Regions from separate parts of the Homo sapiens genome. Here all the other regions are linked to region 2. A link is a contact called in ENCODE Hi-C or POLR2A ChIA-PET data. All regions are on one chromosome and are shown on one strand. The core of a region is the stretch at or near the end of the contact, and the rest is flanking DNA. Distances in the headings are between cores, read along the strand shown.

The links. A loop is a pair of places that touch in the nucleus more often than their neighbours do. ChIA-PET counts read pairs that join two places held with the same protein, here RNA polymerase II (POLR2A). Pooled maps may share reads with other maps.
Region 1: a loop to region 2 is called in a pooled map, with 9 times the contacts of the local background. The contact joins the enhancer-like site here to the promoter of RHBDD1 in region 2. A Hi-C loop is called at or near these places in 2 of 37 single-sample maps with no recorded cell type and 9 of 50 pooled maps.
Region 3: a loop to region 2 is called in a map with no recorded cell type, with 5 times the contacts of the local background. The contact joins the enhancer-like site here to the promoter of RHBDD1 in region 2. A Hi-C loop is called at or near these places in 1 of 168 maps with a recorded cell type or tissue (ascending aorta), 2 of 37 single-sample maps with no recorded cell type and 5 of 50 pooled maps.
Region 4: a map of endothelial cell of umbilical vein shows a loop between it and region 2 (8-fold over the local background). The contact joins the promoter of CCL20 here to the promoter of RHBDD1 in region 2. A Hi-C loop is called at or near these places in 1 of 168 maps with a recorded cell type or tissue (endothelial cell of umbilical vein) and 8 of 50 pooled maps. POLR2A ChIA-PET finds 5 or more read pairs at or near these places in 3 of 52 experiments (Caco-2, activated CD8-positive, alpha-beta T cell and activated T-cell).

What each region holds. Positions count from the first base shown.
Region 1 is chr2:227,410,270-227,413,037 of GRCh38, reverse strand. No RefSeq gene overlaps it. Among named protein-coding and RNA genes, the nearest start is that of SCYGR1, 24 kb to the right of the region's middle. RefSeq lists an enhancer at 1,229-1,428. Within about 2 kb of position 1,482, at least 4 of the 41 ENCODE cell types and tissues checked have a DNase peak (open chromatin) inside an H3K27ac peak, as active enhancers do.
Region 2 is chr2:226,834,671-226,837,370 of GRCh38, reverse strand. It overlaps RHBDD1 (rhomboid domain containing 1), which reads right to left and starts at 1,317. Exons shown (of 9, transcript NM_001167608.3): 1 at 1,284-1,317. RefSeq lists enhancers at 805-954, 1,795-1,864, 1,704-1,998 and a silencer at 1,005-1,534.
Region 3 is chr2:227,782,376-227,785,229 of GRCh38, reverse strand. No RefSeq gene overlaps it. Among named protein-coding and RNA genes, the nearest start is that of CCL20, 30 kb to the left of the region's middle. Within about 2 kb of position 1,594, at least 5 of the 41 ENCODE cell types and tissues checked have a DNase peak (open chromatin) inside an H3K27ac peak, as active enhancers do.
Region 4 is chr2:227,812,034-227,815,122 of GRCh38, reverse strand. CCL20 (C-C motif chemokine ligand 20) reads right to left here and starts at 1,281. Exons shown (of 4, transcript NM_004591.3): 1 at 1,136-1,281. The coding sequence starts at 1,211.

The DNA of each region.
Region 1 (2,768 bases), core at 233-2,732, 580 kb before region 2:
CCAGAGCCTGGCACATACGAGGGCCTCAGTAAATGCATATGGGATGATTGAAAAACTTTAAGTAAACTAATCAAACCCTCTGAGATACTGAGAATTGTTGTTTGATTTTAGTTCAGAGTATTTTGTATTGGGCTGTGCTTGTTTAAGTTGTAACCCTCAAGAAGGTTTCCTCTGTTTTTATATATATATATATTTGCCATCCCTTCTGTTTTCCTAAATTCTACCTAGGTAGAAAACTGAGATGGTTTCAAGAATGAAACACACTCTACTCGACAATTCTTTAGCTCTTGCATTTGACAAAAGGGATCAAGTTCTAGAGGATAGACCCTCTAGAGGCAGTAAATGCTCAACTATTTACTAAGTGTGTGACCTTGAGGAAGTTATGTCACCTCCTTTGTTACTCCCTGGGTTCTTCATCTGTAGAATGATGCCACTAACACCTACCTGTGTCACATGTATAGTGTATGCACAGGGTCTGACACAGTGCCTGGCAATAGTAGAGGTCCCCTATTTGTTTAACAGATTTTTTTTTTGTGCACTCAGAAATGGGACAGATACTGTTTCGGGCACTGAGGATACAGCAGTAAATGAATCAGACAGATCCTGCGCTCAGGGGGCTCACATTCTAGGGCAGGGGGGAGGTAAGTGTTGGTGGGGGAAAAGACAGGAAAGATAAAGCCAGATAAGAGCATAAAGATGAATGGGGTAGAAGTGACGGTGTTTTAGCTGTGGGGATCAGAGAAGACTCCCATAAGGTGAACAGGAGTAGGAGTCAAAGATATTCATTCCTCTATTCCTTTGCTCCTCTGCAGGGAGAAATCCTACTTCCCGTGGTTACTAGGGAGAATGCCTCACTCTAACTCATTTCTGTCTGGGTGGGAGCAGTGCCAACAGAAATAAGAGATGGGTTTCAGGAGGCTCTGGCCTTGATAGGCATATGTCATCCCACCCAGGGAGTGCAATGCAAGGTCTTGTTGGTTTCTTTATTCCATAATAGTTGATATGCAAACTAGATTAGGCACTGAGAAATGCTTCTGTGTGGCCGGGCGCGGTGGCTCATGCCTGTAATCCCAGCACTCTGGGAGGCTGAGGCGGGCAGATCACTTGAAGTCAGGAGTTCGAGACCAGACTGGCCAAGATGGCAAAACCCCGTCTCTACTAAAAATACAAAATTAGCTGGATGTGGTGGCACACACCTGTAATCCCAGCTACTCGAGAGGATGAGGCTTGAGAATCTCTTGAACCCGGGAGGCAGATATTGCAGTGAGCCAAGATGGTGCCACTGCATGACAGCCTGGGTGACAGAGCAAGACTCCGTCTCAAAGAAAAAGAGAAAAGAAAAAGAAAAAAAGAAATGCTTCTGTGTAATGGAACTTCTGTTTGGGGAGCAATAGGTAAAAATAAAACCCTAGGAAATCCCCAGGTCTCTCTCAATGGGTTTGAGGTAAGAGTTGGCAGGTTGGTTTCGCCTCTGCTTGCCTGTGGGCAGAAAACCAAATGAATCAAAAGGCAGCCAGAATGGAATAACTAGCACCTTAAGATGACACCAGGAAACCTTGAGGGTTTCGCAGGCCCTCAGGATCTAAGCAGACAGTATGACTAATTTGTCTGTGCCCTAGACTTAGCTGCCTGTCTTCCCACACTTGTGGCTTCTCCTGAAAGAGCAGGAATGGCTGTGTTGAGTTGTTGCCCTGCAAGGTTGGACTTGAATAAAATTCAAAACACTTCACATCTTTGGGACTTAATAGTTTTTCTGAAGTAAGCTCCATACAGTTTCTCCTGTATAGTCAATGGGAGGGAATAAGGAAGAATGGGATATGTCTCCCTCCAAGAACCCAGGCACATTGCGTAGCATTAATAGACCCAAACAAAAGGATTCCCCTTCTTTCTCCAGAATCCCTCTTCAGCTGCACAGCTTGCAGCCACGAGAAGGTGAGTCTCTGTTGTGGAGAGAGACACATTTGGCTGACTAGGGGTACTGAGAATTGTCAACCTATAAATAAAGCATTCAGTCAGAAATTGTTAAACTCAGAAAAGCAGCTGAGAAATTAGTAACGGTGTTACTACGTTAAGATTTAAAGAGCTGGCCAGGCACGGTGGCTCACACCTATAATCTCAGCACTTTGGGAGGCCAAGGCGAGTGGATCACCTGAGGTCAGGAGTTCGAGACCAGCCTGCCCAATGTGGTGAAACCCCGTCTCTACTAAAAATACAAAAATTAGCCAAGTGTGGTGGCACATGCCTGTAATCCCAACTATTCAGGAGGCTGAAGCAGGAGAATCGCTTGAGCCTGGGAAGCAGAGGTTGCAGTGAGCTGAGATTGTGCCACTGCACTCCAGCCTGGGTGACAGAGCAAGAGACCATCTCAAAAAAAAAAGAAAAAAAAAATTAAAGAGCAAAGCAAGGCATGTGCCCGTAGTGCCAGCTACTCTGGAGGCTGACATGGGAGGATGCTTTGAGCCCAAGAGTTTGAGACCAGCCTGGGCAATATAGCAAGACCCTATCTCTAAAACAAAATTAAATTTAAATTTAAAAATATTTATGGAGCTGAGGGTTTTTAGAAGTATTTTACCAACTTACAAATTCTTACAATTTAGCAGCTCCAACACAGGCAGAGGGCAGATACACAAGAATCACTGCCAGTCACGAGGCTGAGGAGAATTTCAACACTGGTATGCATCTGTTCCTGAGGCCAATCCCTTAGCAAGGAAATCAGACACTTCTTTCAGATGCCTAAAAGTATCAAACACAAATATTTATGCGTCCAG
Region 2 (2,700 bases), core at 68-2,567:
TACCCTCTAAGCAGCAGTCCCAATATCCATGCGCTACAGCTCATATCTACCCCGCTGAAGAATCCTTCCAGCACAAACTATGTACTTATTTTATGCAGTTCTAATAAGTTACTTAATAACATCTTTGAGGGTTTTCTATGTGTTTTGTGTTAAACATTTTTCTTGCATCTTCATATTCCAGCCCTGTGAGGTAACATGTCCAAGTTTTTCCATCTAGGAATTACTTCAATTCAAATTCCATTATATGTGATTCCACAATGGGTGTTATCACTACGCCATTAATTCTCAAACTTTAGCGTCCAGGTGCATTGGTATCAACTGGAAGGCTTGTTAAAATATATTTCTGATTCAGTAAGTTTGGGATAAGACCCCAAAATGTGCATTTCCAAGAAGTTCCCAAGTGATGCTGATCCTAGCGTCCTGGGATTATTTAGAAACCAATGCACTTCTATTCTTCTTTGAAAGAATACTTGCTTTCCACAGCGACGGCAGGCCTGCAGCAAACCAGAAGCCTTTAAAGTTTATTAGAACTACCTCAAAAAGACACACAACTGTGAGAAATTAGATAAAGCCTTCTAATAAGCAATTTCAAAGAGAAAAAAGAAAAGCCTGGGAGTCACTGAGTGTACTGCAGAGACCCAAACACCTCGATAATTGAATCATAACTAGGCAGGCACTCATTCATTTTGACAGTAACGCTGAGTCTTCAAAAGAGTTTATGCTCAGTTTAGAAAAACAAATAAGGCTGTGATCCGTTTCTTGTAAACGTTTATCCAAAGGTTTTTAGGGGTTGGACAGAAAGGGTTTACTTTGGCGGATTTTTTGTCCTCTAATAAAAGTTATTACTGCGGTGAGGCTTAGACTTGTTCTGAGAAACTGAAAGCTGTCCCGAGAGCACCTGAAACTGCATGCTCTGTTGCTGATGCAACGTCACTTCAAACTTCCTGCTTTCAAAAGGAACCCTTTAAACTCGCTCAGCGCCAACCCCTTCCTCCGAGTGTGGGCACGTCGTTCCCGTGCGGTCCGGCGGAGATGCGGCAACTTCGACAAGACCCCAGGTGGAGTTACCCCAGGAAACGCCCTCCCCGCTCTCGGACTTGCCCCGGACGGGGAGGCTGTGCCTCCAGCCCCGCCATGCCTCCCTCGCCCTAGCCCCCCGGGAGGCGCCGACCTCCGCCCAGCAGCCCCAGCCCGGCCGCCAGCTCCCGCAGCCCGGGGAAACGGCGAGAGATGCCGCTCACAACCAACGACAGCAGCCGGACCAAACAGACGCGGAAACTCACGCTCTCTACGACCCGCCTGCGTCCCCACGTCTTCGCGCGCACGTGCGTCATCACGCACGTTCCCGATCCGGGGCGCCCCGGGTTCCTGGGGCCGGGTGCGGGAGGGGAGGGCCTTAAAGCGGACGGCTCGGCCGCGGCGCATGCTTAGTTGTGCGCGCCCGCGCTCTGCTGTCTGCAGACCGCGTGCGCCGGCAGTGGCTCTAAGGGGGCCGCGAGGGCACAGCGGGGCAGGACCGCGGCAGAGCGCAGTAAGGAGAGTGTGGACCCTCGCCCTGTCCTCTAAGCTCCATGTGAAATGTGGATAATATTCCTTACTGCCATAAATAGCCACTGGCCGCTGACTACGCGTAAGGCAAACAAGCGACCTGCGTTCAAGGGACCCGAAGACTAGGGGAGAAGCAGCGAGCGGGTCGCGGCCGCCTACCCAACGGACGCCTCTGCCCAGGTTCTCTGCCGGGAAGCTTCGTCCTTCCGGGCCCCAGCGCAGCCGGAGGCTGGGGAGCTGCTGCCTGGAAGGGTCAGATACCGCCTGTTAGGCGGAGGGTGGGAAAGACACTCTCCTGCTTCAGGAGCTATCGCAGACAACCGGAGGGCGGCTTATCGCAGAGTCCCAGAGCCAGCCAGCAAGGCAAGGTCGCGGGTGCACCTTTCACTCCCAGAAGCTTGGGTCTGGGACTGCACCACGCAACGTTTGCCCATTTTGAGGGCTTTAGGTGTTTCATATTTCAGTTAATAGAATTTCGATTAATACATAATTTGATACCATTTTAATTGTTTGCTACTCGGGAGCAAGTTTTATGTTTAGCTGTAGGAGTTAGGCTAAGTTAAATGTTGCAATGCTATATATATTTAATAGGATATGAAAAAACTATCTTACAGCCGGGCGCGGTAACTCACGCCTGTAATCCCCGCACTTTGGGAGGTCGAGGCAGGAGGATCGCTTGAGCTCAGGAGTTTGAGACCAGCCTGGACAACATAGTGAGACCTTGTCTCTATTTAAAAAACAACAACAGGCCTGGCGCGGTGGCCCACGCCTGTAATCCCAGCACTTTGGGAGGCTAAGGCGGGCGGATCACCGGAGGTCAGGAATTCAAAACCAGCCTGGCCAACATGGCGAAACCCTGTCTCTACTAAAAATACAAAAATTAGCCAGGCATGGTTGCGGGCGCCTGTAATCCCGGCTACTCGGGAGGCTGAGGCAGGGGAATCCTTGAACCCGGGAGGCAGAGGTTGCAGTGAGATCGCGTCCATGCACTCCAGCCTGGGCGACAGAGCATGACTCTATCTCAAAAAAAAAAAATCTTACTATTTGGTATGGAATTTTCTGATAGCTAGGGTAAAGATGCTCTTTTTCCAAGAAGGAATCCGAGTATCCGAATACAGGTGGTTTAGTGTTACTCTTTGTTTATTGGAAGTT
Region 3 (2,854 bases), core at 345-2,844, 950 kb before region 2:
AAACACCCACAAATTTCATCAAAGTCTTAAAACTAGTTAGTTGCAAAATCAAGAGGGTTTTTTCCTCCAAATCATTCTCTATCACCAACTCCAAGACATACACACATTCTTTTCTTACTTGAATCAGCATTTTTCTTTTTTTTTTTTTAATGCTATCCCTCCCCCAGCCCCCCACCCCCCAACAGGCCCCAGTGATCAATGTTCCCTGCCCTGTGTCCAAATGATCTCATTGTTCAATTCCCACCTATGAGTGAGAACATGCGGTGTTTTGTTTTCTGCCCTTGTGATAGTTTGCTGAGAATGATGGTTTCCAGCTTCATCCATGTCCCTGCAAAGGACATGAACTCATCCTTTTTTATAGCTGCATAGTATTCCATGGTATATATGTGCCACATTTTCTTAATCCAGTCTATCATTGATGGACATTTGGGTTGGTTCCAAGTCTTTGCTATTGAGAGCATTTTTCTAATTCTATATACCAAAGCTTCTTAGCCACAAAAACAGGAACATGTCAACTCATCTTGCATGGCAGCAATTTTCCTGACTTTGGGCCTAAACTGGATAATGCAAATCATATATACAGACTTAACTGTGTAGCACCCAGTCTAAAAATATTTATAGTTATACAAAAGAGAGAAGTAAATAAAAACCAAAGTCATGGTCACATCTAACCAGAACAAAACTAAAGATTTGCCAGCTGGCTTCATGACGCAAGGTTTAGTAACTGACTATATCCTGGGCTCAGCAGTAGGCCCCTAGCCCCTCACTAAAGTATTAAATCTGCAAAGACAGCTCTATGCAGCAGGCTGGCAGTAGCTTCTGCCCATTATGAGGGTCAGCAGCCCTGCAAAGGCAAGGCAGAGACTCTTTGTTCAGCAGCTTCCTACCCTCATTTTCTTTCCAATAGGAAACAAACCACCCCAAAGGTCCCATCAACTCTGCCAAACCTCTCTGCTTCCCAACTGCAGCTTTACCAGAAGAGATAAAAAGGAGAAACTGCTTTTACTGTTTGGAAACAATCGTGGAGCTCATGTTCGGGAAAAAGTGAACACAGTGAGATCACACTTCTCCCTAGGTATTTGGGGTTATTTCTCACTGGTGTTATATGGATCTGGGAAAGTGAAATAGGGGACAAAAAATGAGATAACAGAAAAGGTCTCGATGCTAGGATTAAAGCTGAGTGGACAGGCCCGGTGCGGTGGCTCACGTCTGTGATCCCAGCACTTTGGGAGGCTGAGATGGGTGGATCACTTGAAGTCAAAAGTTCAAGACTAGCCTGGCCAACATGGTGAAACCCCATCTCTACTAAAAATACCAAAATCAGCCAGATATGGCGGCGGGCACCTGTAATCCCAGCTACTGGGGAAGCTGAGGCAGGAAAATCGCTTGAACATGGGAGGTTGCAGTGAGCCAAGATCATACCACTGCACTCCAGCCTGGGCAACAGAGAAAGACTCTGTTTCAAAAAAAAAACATTGAGTGGACAAGGAGGATATTCTAGTCAGACAGTCAGGGATCTTTAAGAAAGTGCTTGAGATGTGGTTATTCTACGTGGGTGGGAGGGGAATCACTACACGCTTTGAGAAGCAGAACTCTACTTGCTATCCACTTAGTTTTTCTTTCGTTTCGGTGACAGAATTTCTTCAAAAGCGCAATGAAGTTTCACTTCTCAGCTAGCACAGTGACCACCTCTTCCATGCTGTTTGAAGTTCTGGCTGTCTTGTGGGGTCCATTGTTACCACAGTAGAATCCAACCAAGGTGGGCATTGCCCCCAACTCCTGGTGTGACTAGCAACCCCATATAAATGGTTTTTCCCATTTCTTCACTTTGAAACCTCAGTCAATAGCTCAAGATCCTTACTATATAGAAGGAAGAAGAAAGGGAACTTCCTTTTTTAAACAACATTTACATAACACTAACATGGCTTTTATTCCAGACCTTTTTGTTAGTGATTTTCAAATATTAACTCATAACATTAAAAAATCCCAGGCTAGGGACTTTTGAATCCATTATTTACTCCTGTGTCTCTCAGAATATTTGGAAACTACTCATACCAGAATCACATGAATCTTGTGAACAGTGAAGCTGTCTACACCTTCTAAATCAATCCATACAACAACTGGGAGAGGTAAGTGTATTCACACCCATTTTTCTTTACAGATGAAGAAACTGAAACTCAGAAAAATTTATGTCCTACCGCAGGCCACATAGCTAGTAAGTCCCAGAGCCCCGATGGAAACGTGAGTCTGCCTGGCACTAGAGCTCATGCTCCTTCAGCAACAACATGGTACAGAATGAAATAATGTGGGAGAGGCTGGGCACGGTGGCTCACTCCTATAATCCCAGCACTTTGGGAGGCCGAGGCAGGTAGATCATGTGAGGTCAGGAGTTCAGACCAGCCTGGCCAACATGATGAAACCCCCCACTCTACTAAAAATACAAAAATTACCCAGGCGTGATGGCACATGCCTATATTCCCAGCTACTCAGGAGGCTGAGGCAGGAGAATCACTTGAACCTGGGAGGTGGAGGTTGTGGTGAGCCAAGACCGTGCCATTACACTCCAGCCTGGGCAATAAGAGCGAAACTCCATCTCGAAAAATAAAATAAAATGAAGAAACAATGCGGGAGGATGAACACATGGATGCTGCCTGCTACAACTTCAGCAGCAGAGTCTTGGACATCCACCTTGCGCAAGACATTCCTGAGTGGCACTGCTGTGTTTCTCACACAGCACCTTGGCCTCAGTAGACAACCATGGGACAAGGAAGACTGGGGACTGCATCAAGACCTGAGGTGAGACAGGAATGGAGTGGACAGCAGCTACAGAAGGTGGGAGCCGTATGAGTTCAGC
Region 4 (3,089 bases), core at 32-2,531, 980 kb before region 2:
TCATTCAAGAATATGAGCAGCCCCTTCCCTACTGCTTGAAGGAACCCTTATGTAGATAAACTTCCAAAAGCAGAAAATGAATAAATTGGCAGATTTTAATCTATTATCTGGCTACTAAGTATTGAGAAATAGAGCTACAAAGGGAAATATGATTTATAGGAGTGAAAACACTTTGAAATTGTCCTATTAATTAATAGGAATGTTTAATTTTGTTCATAAAAGTTCAACATGTGGTTGGGCATGGTGGCTCATGCCTGTAATCCCAGCACTTTGGGAGGCCAAGGAGGAAGGATTGCTTGCCTCCAGGAGTTCGAGACCAGCCTGGGCAACACAGTGAAACCCTGTCTCTACAAAAAAAAAAAAAATGTAAAAAAATTAGCCAGGTGAGTGGCACACGGCCGTGGTCCCTGTTATTCAAGAGGCTGAGACTGGAGGTTCACTTGACTCCAGGAGGTTGAGGCTGTAGTGAGCTGTAATCATGCCACTGCACTCTGGCCTGGGTGATGAAGTTAGACCCTGCCTCAGAAAAAAAAAAAAATTCAATGTGCATTTTTAGGAATGCACCTGTTGCTAAAAGTGTTGTGTGACTATTGAGCAATAAAGCAATACTTGGACATTCCCGAGTCAGATTACAACATGCTGTAAGGTAAGGGATTAATGTTATTTTAAAGTTGGCAAGCAATGTCCCCCATGCCTTGTGGGGATGTTGATGTCAGGTATTATAATCTACTTCTAAAGGATGAGTTTTGAACTTTACCAAAACTATTAAGTTGGGAGGTACGAAAGTTGGGGACACAGGAGGATTCTCTACATTTCAAAATGGCCCCATCTACTGGTAACATTACACACTTTATATCACTCCCAGAAACATCACTTTGGCTTTATCCTGAAGTTTAGGGATCTCTAAGAGCCCACCACTCCCCAAATCTGCTGAGATTGACAGCAGAGAGGAAAGCCTGATCCGCAGCAGTAACTCTTCTCTCCTCCACTCCACCATGGGCAGACAACTTCCATCACTACCTCTTGTATACTTCCTAACAGTTTTCCATCCCTTAGGGACCCCCAGTTGAGCTCAAGGCTAAAAGGAAAATGAAAATAGTCTTTCTTCTGTGCTAGCGGAAAGAGCGACACTTACCTTCTGATTCGCCGCAGAGGTGGAGTAGCAGCACTGACATCAAAGCAGCCAGGAGCAAACTCTTGGTACAGCACATGGTTTTTAGCTCAAAGAACAGATCTGCTCAGTGTTGAGTACCCAGTTCTTTGGGAGTGCTGTTATATTCTGACAGCAGCCTGGGATGGCCCTATTTATAGCAAATATTGGGAATGTACACAGAAGGCGTGTTGCCACATGGGGTTTTCCCCATTGATCAACTGGCCCCATCATGTCATCATAAAAAAAACCCGCAAGGAAAACTTCCTGCTTTTTCCTCATATTGGGAAGGTGCGAAGGTCAGGGTGGGGGACAGGAAGTTGAGAAGGGGAGAATCCTGTTAAATTCTTTGTATTTGCAAAGAGCAAAAGCAGCTCAGCCCTGTGACCCAGAAAAGACTTTCATCCAGTTTTAACTTAATCATTTTTGTGTCTGAAAATAGAGGATTAACAGCGATACAAAGGTCAGCCCCACACAGGAACATTCCAGAACTCCTATTGTTACACCCTATTTGCTTTCCAGAACCAGTCAAGGAGGAGGGGGAGGAGGAGCAGGTGGGATGCCAGGCATACTCTGCTACACATTTACCATCACATGGTTGAGGTTCAGCTGTCATGAAGAAGACCCTGAGTTGCTAGACTAACATTCAGAGCAGGTACTATAACAGTGCTACAGTACTGTCCGCAGTTAGAGTGGAAAATATCAGCCTTTAAGTAAGGCTCAAACCTCAGCTTCACCTTGATTTAATGTCAACTCTTCTAAGAATCTTATACATTCACATGGCTTTAATCAATATTGCAGTTCAGAAAATAATCCTTACCTACCTTTAACTCTCCATGATGATGTACTAATATAACTCAATATAGAGCCTCAGAATTGTTGAGGAAAGAAAACCTATCAGCAGTAGCTAGTCAGCACAGCAAATGTCAAATAACAGTACTAATGATGATAATGTAATATGAATCCCTAACCTAAGGCAGTATAAGAACTCTCCACTAGACCCAAATAGGTTGAAAGTAAAAGGATCAAAAGAAAGGTATACCAAACAGTAAACAAAAGAGAACTGGAGTTGGTGATGCCTATATCAGACAAAATAGATTTTTTTTTAATGTTACCGGAAATAAAAAGGGACTTTCATGGTAACACAAAATTAACCCATTGGGAAGATGTAAAACCTATAACCATATATATACCTAACAGTAGCACCCCAAACTACAGAAAGCAAAAACTGACAGAATTGAAGGGAAGAATAGGAAATTTTATTTTATTTTATTATTATAATTTCTTTTGAGACAGAATTTTGCTCTTGTTGCCCAGGCTGGAGTGCAGTGGCACCATCTCGGCTCACTACAACCTCCGCCTCCTGGGTTCAAGCGATTCGCCTGCCTCAGCCTCCTGAGTAGCTGGGACTACAGGCACGTGCCACCACGCCCAGCGAATTTTTGTATTTTTAGTAGAGACGTGGTTTCACCATGTTGCCCAGGCTGAACTCCTGACCTCATTACAGGCATGAGCCACCGTGCCCAGCAGAATAGGAAATTTAACAATAAAAGTTGACAGCTTTGGTACCACATTTTCACTAATTAATAAAATTTAGGCAGAAGATCCACAAGAAAATAGAAGACTTGAACAACACTATAAGCCAAATAGACTTAGCAGGCATCGAAGGACTACTCTATCCAACATCAACAGAATAGTTGCACATGGAATGTTCTCTAGGATAAAGCATATGGTAGGTTATGGAACAAGTCTCAGTAAATGTAAACCGACTGAAATCACATAAAGTATACATTCAAACCACAATGGAATTAAATCAGAAATCAGTAACAGACAGAAAGGAAACCACATATTCCTAAATAACCAATGTGTCTGGCCAGGAGTGGTGGCTCATGCCTGTAATCCTAGCATTTTGGGAGGCCGAGGTGGGTGGACTGCCTGA